Linked DNA regions of Mus musculus: region 2 is linked to region 1. Evidence: chromatin contacts called from ENCODE POLR2A ChIA-PET data. All regions are on one chromosome and are shown on one strand. Each heading gives the region's core, a stretch centred on a gene start or an enhancer-like site at or near the end of the contact. The rest is flanking DNA. Distances are from core to core; before and after follow the strand shown.

What was found. ChIA-PET counts read pairs that join two places held with the same protein, here RNA polymerase II (POLR2A).
Region 2: POLR2A ChIA-PET joins it to region 1 with 11 read pairs in embryonic stem cell. The contact joins the promoter of Snrnp70 here to the promoter of Kash5 in region 1. POLR2A ChIA-PET finds 5 or more read pairs at or near these places in 3 of 5 experiments (Patski and embryonic stem cell).

Annotation. Positions count from the first base shown.
Region 1 is chr7:45,202,361-45,207,414 of GRCm38, forward strand. It overlaps Kash5 (KASH domain containing 5), which reads right to left and starts at 2,532. Exons shown (of 20, transcript NM_201374.2): 1 at 2,232-2,532. The coding sequence starts at 2,343.
Region 2 is chr7:45,392,732-45,397,785 of GRCm38, forward strand. Snrnp70 (small nuclear ribonucleoprotein 70 (U1)) reads right to left here and starts at 3,011. Exons shown (of 10, transcript NM_009224.5): 1 at 2,778-3,011; 2 at 1,928-2,084. The coding sequence starts at 2,074.

The DNA of each region.
Region 1 (5,054 bases), core at 1,282-3,781:
CCAGGCTGGCCTCGAACTCAGAAATCCAATCTGCCTGCCTCTGCCTCCCTAGTGCTGGCCACCACGCCCGACTGGCCAGTCACTTTCAGGAGAAAAGGAGGCACTGTCAGTAGTCCCTCTAGGGACTGGGGCCAAGGGTAGAGAGAGCCTGGGTTTCCTCCTGCTTGGCTCCCCTTTGTTTGTTTGGAACCCCTGCTCATCCCCTGCAAAAGCTAAGAAACCTCCTTTGCTCTTCTCCCCTCAACTCTGCCCACAAGGACAAAACTTGGGGCTAACACCTCTCCTCTCCACTTTCCAGCTATCCACCCATAAGTGCCAACCCCCCCCCCCCCCGCCCCCGGGGTCTCAGCTTTTGACCATGTAAGGACATAATCCCAGCCCCTAGCTGGCACGTTATCACTCCCCGTCTAAGCTTTATAAAACACCTTTGCTAAGCTTAGCCTGGATGTGTGACTTCACTGATCTCCACGTGTGAGGTGGGTGGAGGTTGATGCCTCCTCGTAAGCCCGCCTTAATCTATTTTGAATCTGGAGTGATCCAGCCTATATCTTTGTCACCGAAGGGGAGAGAAGCAGCCTCTCTCCCTTTCCTCAGGGAATGCAGCCATCACTCTGCCTTGCCTGTATTCCGGCAGCCGAATGTTTTCTGGAGACATTATTATCTGGCTTTTGGAGACAGGGACTTAGTAAATATATATTATGTAGCTTTAGCTGTAGTGGGCCTTCTGAAGCTGTGTAAAGCAGGCTGGTCTTCAGCTAGTGGGGATCCTCCTGCTGTCCATCTCAGAGGCTTTTAGAAGGCACCAGGGAAAGAAGAGGCTTTCTGAGACTCTTTCAAGGGGAAACTCGGACAAAATCTTGAGGAACAAGGGATATCAGGTGGCCAGTGAGTGTCTTGTGGGTTTTAAACATGGAGGAAGTCTGGAGGGGATCCCTGGACTAGAATTCAAGGGCTGCATTTCTGGGGTGTCACTAGATTTCAGAGTCCCCGGCGGAACTTGTAGGGCAACTACAGATTTCTAAAGTATCAGATAGGACTTGAACACCAAATCTCCACCAAGATTTCAGAGGAAAAGTCTCTGACAGGTTTTTGAGGGAGACTCTGATGGGATATCTAGAAGATCCTAGCGGCTGGCGTGGTGGGCTACACCTGTGATACCAGCACTCAGGAGGCTGAGGCAGCAGGATCCAAGGTTTTGAGTAGAGTCTGGGCAATTTACTGAAGCCCTAGAGAGTCCCTGGAGGGTAGCTTAGTCGTTAAGAGGACTAACAGTTTACTCTTCCAGATAGATATGGGTTGGAATCCCACTACACACATGTGAACTCCTCCTCATCTGCAATTTTAGTTCAGAGGGATACAAAACCACCTGGTCTCCACAGGCACATACCTGACACACATACAAACATGCCGGCAAAATACTCAAAAACAAACAAACAAACAAAAAACCCCAACAACAACAAAAACCAAAAACACCCAAACAAAAGCCAGGCAGTGGTGGTGCACACCTTTAATCCCAGCACGTGGGAACCAGAAGCACACAGGCCAGCCTGGTCTACAGAGAGAGTTCCAGGACAGTCAATGCTACACAAAGAAACCCTGTCTCAAAACAAAAACACCTACCCTACCCACAAAAACAAAATAGATTAAGTGTTAGGTTTCAAAAGTTCTAGAAGATTGCAGTTGGGCACATCTGGGAGAGCTGTAATCCTAAAACTGGGGAATGAGGATCATGAGGTCGTGGCCAGCCTGGGCAGCACTTGGAGGGTCTGTCTCAAACAAAAATAGAAAACAAGCAACAAAAAGCAACCGGAAGTTTCAAGAGTCTGACAGGATTGCCGAAGTTGCCACTAGAATTTTCCTGAGGAAGCCGGTCACGGTGGCGCACGCCTTTAATCCCAGCGCTCGGGAGGCAGAGGCAGGAGGATTTCGGAGTTCGAGGCCAGCCTGGTCTACAGAGTGAGTTCCAGGTCAGCCAGGGCTACACAGAGAAACCTTGTCTCAAAACTTGGGGCGTTTTTGAAGGAGCTGGCAGGTGATGTTACCGGGGAACCTGCCATGAAAGTCGCCACAGGCAGGGCGTACCTGGAGTCGGGACTCAGTTGAGGGACACCAGCGACGAACGGCGGTTGCGAATGTCACGGAAGAGGCGTGTTCACACGCGCCTTTTCCCGCCAGAAATGCAAATGAGCCGGCCTCCTGCAAGTCCCGCCCTCTCAGGCTCTTGTACTCACGCAAGCGCACTCCGAGTGGATGGCGCCCGGGTCTCTCCTTACGAAGACCCTTGAGCTGGCGCATGCGTAGAGCTTCTCGGGAGGATAGGCTGGACCTGAGGATCGAGTGCATGCGCACTAGTGGGGCTAGCGGTGATGGCGCGATATTATCGGCAGCTTTCTTCTGCGGTACAAAAATCCTTTCCTTCTGCTTGACAAAATAGGGCCAAGCAGGAGAGAGTTCAACCGAAGGACTCCCTGTTCATCCTTTTCTTCTTGTCAGTCTTTGAACCAAGTTCTTTCTTTTGGGTCTGGCTCGCCCGCCACTGTCACAATGATGCGCAGTCTGGTCCAGCCTCACTTCCGCTCCATTCCCTCCCCCCCCCCCGCCCCCCGCATTAATAGGTACCCAAGCTGTTTTCCCAAACTATTATAGTTTCTACTTACTGCTTAGCTATGTAGCCCAGGATGGCTTCGGACTTGAAGCAATCACCCTGCCTCAGTCCATGCCTGTGGACTATTCGAACTTTTTTATTATTAAGGGTCCAACAGCCGGGCGTGGTGGTGCACGCCTTTAATCCCAGCACTTGGGAGGCAGAGGCAGGCAGATTTCTGAGTTCGAGGCCAGCCTGGTCTACAAAGTGAGTGCCAGGTCAGCCAGGGCTACACAGAGAAACCCTGTCTCGAAAAAGCCAAAAAAAAAAAAAAAAAAAAACCAAACCAAAAAAGAGTAAAGACACTTGCCACCCATCCCGGTGATCGATCTGAGAAGAATCCCCAGGACCCACATGGTGCAAGGAGGGCCCCTGAATTCCACATGCAGACCCTATCATGTTCACTTTCCTACCCCTTGCTGTTTAAAAACACATGCATGTAATGATAAGGACTGGGCATGTAGCTCAGGGGTACGGTGTTTGACTGAGGGTGCCCTCATTCAATCCCTAGGGCCTAGTGAATTGGGCAGGGTAGTGTACCAGTACTCGGGAGGTAGAGGCAAAAAGTGCAAGGTCTTTCTCACCTTACTGACCATCAGACCCTGTGTGTGCTGTTTAGTTTTTTGTTGCCTTGACAAAAGCCAGAGTCATCTGAAAACCTCAACTGAAAAGTTACCCTGTCAGTAGGCAAGCCTGTGGGGATATTTTCTTGGTTAATGAGTGATGTGGATGGCAGCCCACTGTGGGCAAGACCACCCCTGGGAAGGTGCTTCTGGGTTGTATGAAAAAAAACAAAACAAAACCCTGAGCAAGCTTCAGTTCCTCCTTCGAGCCCCTACCCTGCCTCTTCTCTGTGATGGACTGTGATCTATCACAAGATGAAATAGACTCCCCAAGTTGTTTTTGATCATGGTGCTCACCCCAAGTTGTTTTTGATCGTGGTGCTCACGCACCGCAGCAGTAGAAAGCAAACTAGGACGCCTGGTCTAGATGAAAGGTCTGCCGGGTGTTTTCAGGACAACTTGTGGTGCATTCTGGACCCTGTTAGCTTTGTCCCTATTATCAACATCCATTCCTGGGGCTGGAAACATAGACCACTGTTTAAGAGCAATGGATGTTTTTCCAGAACACCTGAGATGGATTCCCAGCATCCACATTGCAGGCCACTCAGGACACAGAAGCAGGGAGTTTGACTGGGCTTATCCCATACTGCCTCTGGGGTGGATGCTGGGCTGTAAGGAAGTGACATTGCTCCCAGGGTGGGAAAGCCAGAGCTCCTTCTGGGGTCCCAGGCCTGTGACAAGGCCAGGGTTGTGGGGTTCTCAGACTCTTGGAAATCCTGGCACGGCTGGGAGTCCTGGAAGAGCAGGGGCCTGAGGTCTGGGGACAGCATCTAGCCTGGAGCCTGGGGCAGGGGTTGGGGGAGAAGGGGAACTCCAGCTAGTCTCACAGGGATTATTGTCCTTATCTTGGTAAGGGAAGGAGGTTGTGACTGGGAGCGCAGAGAAGCCTTCTATGGGGGAGTGGGTTGTGGCTCTGAAGGTGAAGGCCTTCTTCATGGCTCCCACAGCAGATCTTGATGAAAAGAGACAGTCTATGATTCTAAACAGTTTATTGTCATGGCGGAAAATGGATGTGTAAAATCATACCTCAAACTCAGAAATCCGCCTGCCTTTGCCTCCCGAGTGCTGGGATTAATGGCATGCGCCACCATGCCCAGCTTGACACATTTATGTGCGAAGCATGGCATGTGTTCCAAGTCAGGAGTCTGTGGGTGGGGTGGGGGAGCAGGGAGTCGCCTAAGCCTCAGGTGTGCACAGAGTCTCTGGGTCTGAACTTGCTATGCCTAACTGAATTTCCTGGCATGGTTTTATGCCCCACGCATGTGGCAGCTCACAGGGTCTATAACTCCACCCCCAGCAGATCTGATTCCCTTTTCTGGTCTCCAGGCACAAATATGGTGCACAGACACACATGCCAACAAAATTTTTATACATATAAATTTAAAATAATAACTTTTTAAAAAAGAATTATTTTATGTCTATGAATACCTTGTTGCTATCTTCAGACACACCAGAAGAGGGCATTAGATACCATTACAGATGGTGGTGAGCTACCATGTGGTTTCTGGGAATTGAACTCAGGACCTCTGGAAGGGCAGCCAGTGCTCTTAACTGCTAAGCCATCTCTCCAGCCCCCATAATATTAATTTTTCAATATTTGCTTTCCCTTTTGTGAGATCTTGAGTAATTTTGTAAAATCTAAAAAATATATATTTTGGTGGCTGGGGTGGCTCAGCAATGTGCTTTAAAGACTTGGGATGGCAGACAGGGTGGATCAATGGTTTCGGAACCAGGTGTATCATGGTGCTACAGGAGATCCAGCTGCCCAACCAAGAGGCCATGTTCTG
Region 2 (5,054 bases), core at 1,761-4,260, 190 kb after region 1:
GGCTGATCTCTGAATGGGAGTCCAGCCTGGTCTACAGAGCAAGCTCAGGACAGGGTAAAAAAAAAAAAAAGAACATCAGTCTAAATGCCTATAGCCATTTGACATGATGTAGATGTCATAGCTGTAAAATATAATACCAAAGCTGCATAGTTCCTTCCATAGCCAAGAATCCTGTCACTTTCCACAGTTCCAAATATGATTTACAGACAGCCAAAAGCTAGAAATATGCCTGAAATAATGGTGGACAGGGCAGACCTCCAAAGCAAGACAATCTGCAAAGACATAGCAAGTCATAAAATGATACCTCTCCAGGCTATCATTAAATGCTAATTGGCACATGACCTGCAAAAAGGGTACCCCTGAGCTATATCCATTAAATTAAATATTTATTGTATAATAACATTTCTCAAGTAGAGGTTTACCAAGGTAGGCAGACAAATATTACTAAAGAATCACCTTTCTGTTATCTAGTAAATTCTGCTTTTCCTACTCAATATCAGAATGTTCCTCCTAAGACTTGTGGTTATATGGCAGTATTCCTTAGGTTTGCTCTGAAGGTGGGCATGACAAACTTTCTGCATAAAAGAACTGACTCCAAGAAGCTCAAGTGACTCAGATTAAGTCATATGTACTCAGCAAGTAGAGCCAAACCCCTAGCTCCCAGCTGTGAGCACTGCAAGATGCTATAGTGTTCAGCACTAGTAAACACTATCCTCTTCTAAAAATAACCTTACTTTTACATTATTTATTTATCTGTTTGTTTATTTAGCTAAGGATGTATGTGCGTATCACTGTGCACATAGAGATCAGAGGACAGCATGCTAGAGCATACCCTCTCCTTCCATATTGTGGATTCTAGGAACAGAACTCGGATTTCTTGGCAGCAATCACCTTTTACTGCTAAATCATATTGTCTACGCAACCTTGTCCTCTTAAAGACAAAAAAACAGTAACTACATTGACAAGCATTGATATTTACTGCCTTATTCCAAACCCTTTAACATAAATTCTGTGACTCAGCTCTCTACTGGTTTCATCTTACTGCTACCTCTTGCTAAAGGCCAACCTAACCAATGCGTTAAACATTATGTTTTCTGGGTTAGTGGCAGATACTTATAATTCTAACTCTTTGAGTACAGTAAGCATCAAGAGTTCAAGTTTAGCCTTAGTGACAAGGAGAAATCTACAAGACCATGAAAGAATGTATTCCCCCCACCCCCCAGCCAAAGAGTCAAAACAACAACAACCCACAAACAAAACAAAATCGACAGAGGTGGATCACCTAACCCTGGAGAGGCAAAGGCAAGCAGATCTCTTGAGTTTGAGGCCAGCCTGGTCTACAGAGTGAGTTCCAGAACAGCCAGGGCTACACAGAGAAACCCTGTCTGGGGACTTAGGAGTCAGGGTGGAGACACAATTGCCAATGTAACCAATTTGGCCAATCACTTGGGCTAGGGACTACCACATCCATACAAAAGATATTCTTAACCCTACAAGGAAATGAGCCGCTCCTGGAAGCACACACCCATTACATGCAGCATTTACATGACTGAGAAAGGACTGCCATAAGATCTAAGCTACACAGCAAAACCGTATCTCAAAACTCAACGAAAAGAGGTTAGCACTATGGTTCTGCAGGCTAAGGCTCTTGCAGCCACGCCTGACAACCTAGGCTTCATCTCTTGGACCCACAAGATGGAGAGAATGGCCTCTTTCAAGCTGTCCTCCGACATTCACAGATTTGCACATACACCCACATATACAAAAGTATAATTAAAAAAATTAAAATGCACACAAAAGCACAAAACATGATCAGAAAACGTAAAAGCCACATGTGTGAACCACACAACTAAAACTGTTTTGAAGCCGAATGCCTCAGGGTAGCCTGCCCCATCCAGAGCTAAACCCTCCCTCCCAACATGCTCACCTCAAACTCTCGGATGTATGGTGCAATGCCACAGTAAGGTTGGTTATGGTGTTTTTCATGTGGCAGCTTTTCCAGGGGTGGCAGGTATGGGATGGGATCTCGGGGTGCAAAAAGGGCCAGAAGGTTGGGAGGCAGAAACTGTGTCATCTTGCCAAATCTAAGACCAGAAACGTTATGTTAGCATACTTTACTTAGCACTGCTTTCTTTTAGGCCCCCTTCACCCAAAACAAACAAACAAACAAACAAACAGGTGTGAGATTTGGAGACGGATGCTGCTATCCTGGTCAAGGGAGTGACCAACATCTGCTTGAAGAAAAGCTCTTGGTAAGAGCTGAAAAACTTAAGGCTGGTAACAGAAAACAAAGGGGAAAAGGAGTAGGAGGTGTGGGACCCAGGTCGAAGCCTCGCGCTCTAGAGGTTGCTCGCTTCATACCTTTAAGATTATGAAGTAGGGATTTCAAGGGAGGCCATAAGGATAATATCCAGGAAGCCAGGGGCCTCTGCGTAAAATATCTAGGAGCCGAGAGACGAAAGGAATTATGGGTAGAGGTCCAGGATGCGACCAAAAAAAAAAAAAAAAAAAAAGGCGAGAAAAAAAGGCAACACACAAACCGCAAGGGCCTGTGGGTAGGGGACCGCAGGAGATTGGGGGAGGGGGATCCTGAGGGAAAGAAGGCTGGAGTGCCCAGAGAACTCTGGGTAAAGGATGGGGGACGCAGAGGGAGAAGTCAAAGGCACTAACCCGGGAAACGGGCCACAGCAGCGGGGAAAGGGTTCGGGAACCCCGCAAGGGCTTGTGGGTAGCGGCCCCACTCCCCGTTAAGGCCTCTCATTCACCCACTCACTCACCGCGCGGCGCTCTCCTCAGCCTGACGTTAGCCTCAGGCCTCGCGGCCGCCCTTCACAAACAAAAACTCCCGCTCCGACTTCCACTTCGGCGGCGCCCGCGTCAGGTAGCTTCGGTGGTCCGCGCAGCGCGCGCAAACCAGACCTCTCCTCACAACCCGCGCGGCCTCAGCTCGCGACCAGAACTGGGAGTGGAGACGACTCGAATCCCTCCGCCTTTCGCAATGCGCATGCGCCGTACGAGTCAAACGACACCCTCACAGCAGTCCAGGCCTTACCAGGGGCACTGCGCATGCGCCAAAACTGTACTCATTCTGAAATGGCTAAACATCCGCGGCCCGGCTGTCGTACTGCGCATGCGTGATCGGACCTAGGTCGGTCTCAGCCTCGCGCTCTAGCTAACCGCCTATGACCGCGAGACACTTATGGAAGGTCCGCCCTTTCTCCTTACACTTCCCGGACCTTGTGCGCATGCGTCTAAGTGATGCACCACGTCGCATATCCTTCCGCAGCCTGTCAAAAAGTGCCTGCATGAACAGGGTCTTTGCGTTTACGTTGGATTTGACAGGAAACTCTTGCCCGGGTAGCGGTTGTGCACGCCTTTTATCCCAGCACTTAGGAGGCAGAGGCAGGCGGATTTCTGAGTTCGAGGCCAGCCTGGTCTACAGAGTGAGTTCCCGGACAGCCAGGGCTATAAAGAGAAACCCTGTCACAGGGAGGAAAAAGAGAGAGAGAGAGAGAACTCTTTCCCAAAATTTTTGTATGTGCTAGCCACCGTTTGGCTCATGATAAAATAGTCATCTCTTTGGCTCAGTGGTTAAGAGCGCCGACTGCTCTTCCGAAGGTCCCGAGTTCAAATGCCAGCAACCACATGGTGGCTCACAACCATCCATAACGAAATCTGATGCCCTCTTCTGGAGTATCTGAGGACAGCTACAGTGTACTTACATATAATAAATGAATAAATCTTTAAAAAAAAGTCATCTCTTCTTCCTGGAGCTCATATTGTTGAGAGAAAAAGATAAATCTGTTTTGTATTATTTTTCCTTTTTATTTTGTCTTTTATTTTTTTCTTTCTCAGAGCTGAGGACCAAACCCAGGGCCTTGCTCTACCACTGAGCTAAATCCCCAACCCCTACTTTTCCTTTTTAATGTGTTCTGTTGTTTTTATCTTTACTTTTTTTCAGACAAAGTTTCACCATAGCCAAAGATGTCTTTGCATTTTGTATCAGTATGTATATTTTATCTTTTTATATATATGTGTGTGTGTGTATATGTGTGTGTGTATATATATATATATACACACACACATATATATTTCCTGTTTTCTGTACACCAGGCTGACCTTGAACCCACTGACCTCTGCCTCCAGAGTGCTGGGATCAAAGGCATAGAGCACACAATTCCAGGCTTTTTCTTTTTCATTTTCTCTTCTTTCTCCTTCTTCCTTCTTTCTTTTGTTTCTTTCTTCTTCATTGGAGACAATGAAGGATCTGGAGAGATGACTCAGCAGTTAAGGGCAACTGGCTGCTCCCTCCCACGGTCCTGAATTTGATTTCCAGCAACCACATGATAGCTCACAACTATCTATAATGGGATCTAATGCCCTATTCTGTTTTATGCTCTCTGTTATGGAGGCATACAGGCATGTAGAGCGCTCATACACATACATACATACATACATACATACATACATAAATTTTTAAAGTAAAGCTGGGCAGTGGTGGCGCAGGCCTTTAATCCCAGCACTTGGGAGGCAACGGCAGGAGGATTTCTGAGTTTGAGGTCATCCTGGTCTACAGAGTAGTTCCAGGACAGCCAGGGCTACATGGAGAAACCCTGTTTCGAAAAACCACACACACACACACACACACAAAACTTTAGAGTGCACTGCCCATAGAGCAGCTCAGGCTAACCCTGTCCATCTCACTCCCATATTAATGGGATTACAGGCTCCTAGATTATCTGAGTTTGGGATGGAACCTGGGGCAACTCTACAAAAAAGTCCTCTCCACCCTGACCTTCACCTCTTGGCAATCCCCCTGACTCAGCTTTCTATGTGCTGGGTTTACAGAATTTGCCACTACCCAGGGTTTGTAGTTTAAAGGCCAGCCTGTGCTACAGAGAAGCCTCTCTCAGGAAAACAAAGAGAGGAGCTGGGGAGATGGCTTCTGTATAAGGAGCCGAGTTCACCCACATGCCCCTCCTCTGCACCTGTAAAAATCTCAGCACTTAGAGCGCTGTCTATAACTCCAGCACGAAAGATGGAGAGGGGAGGAT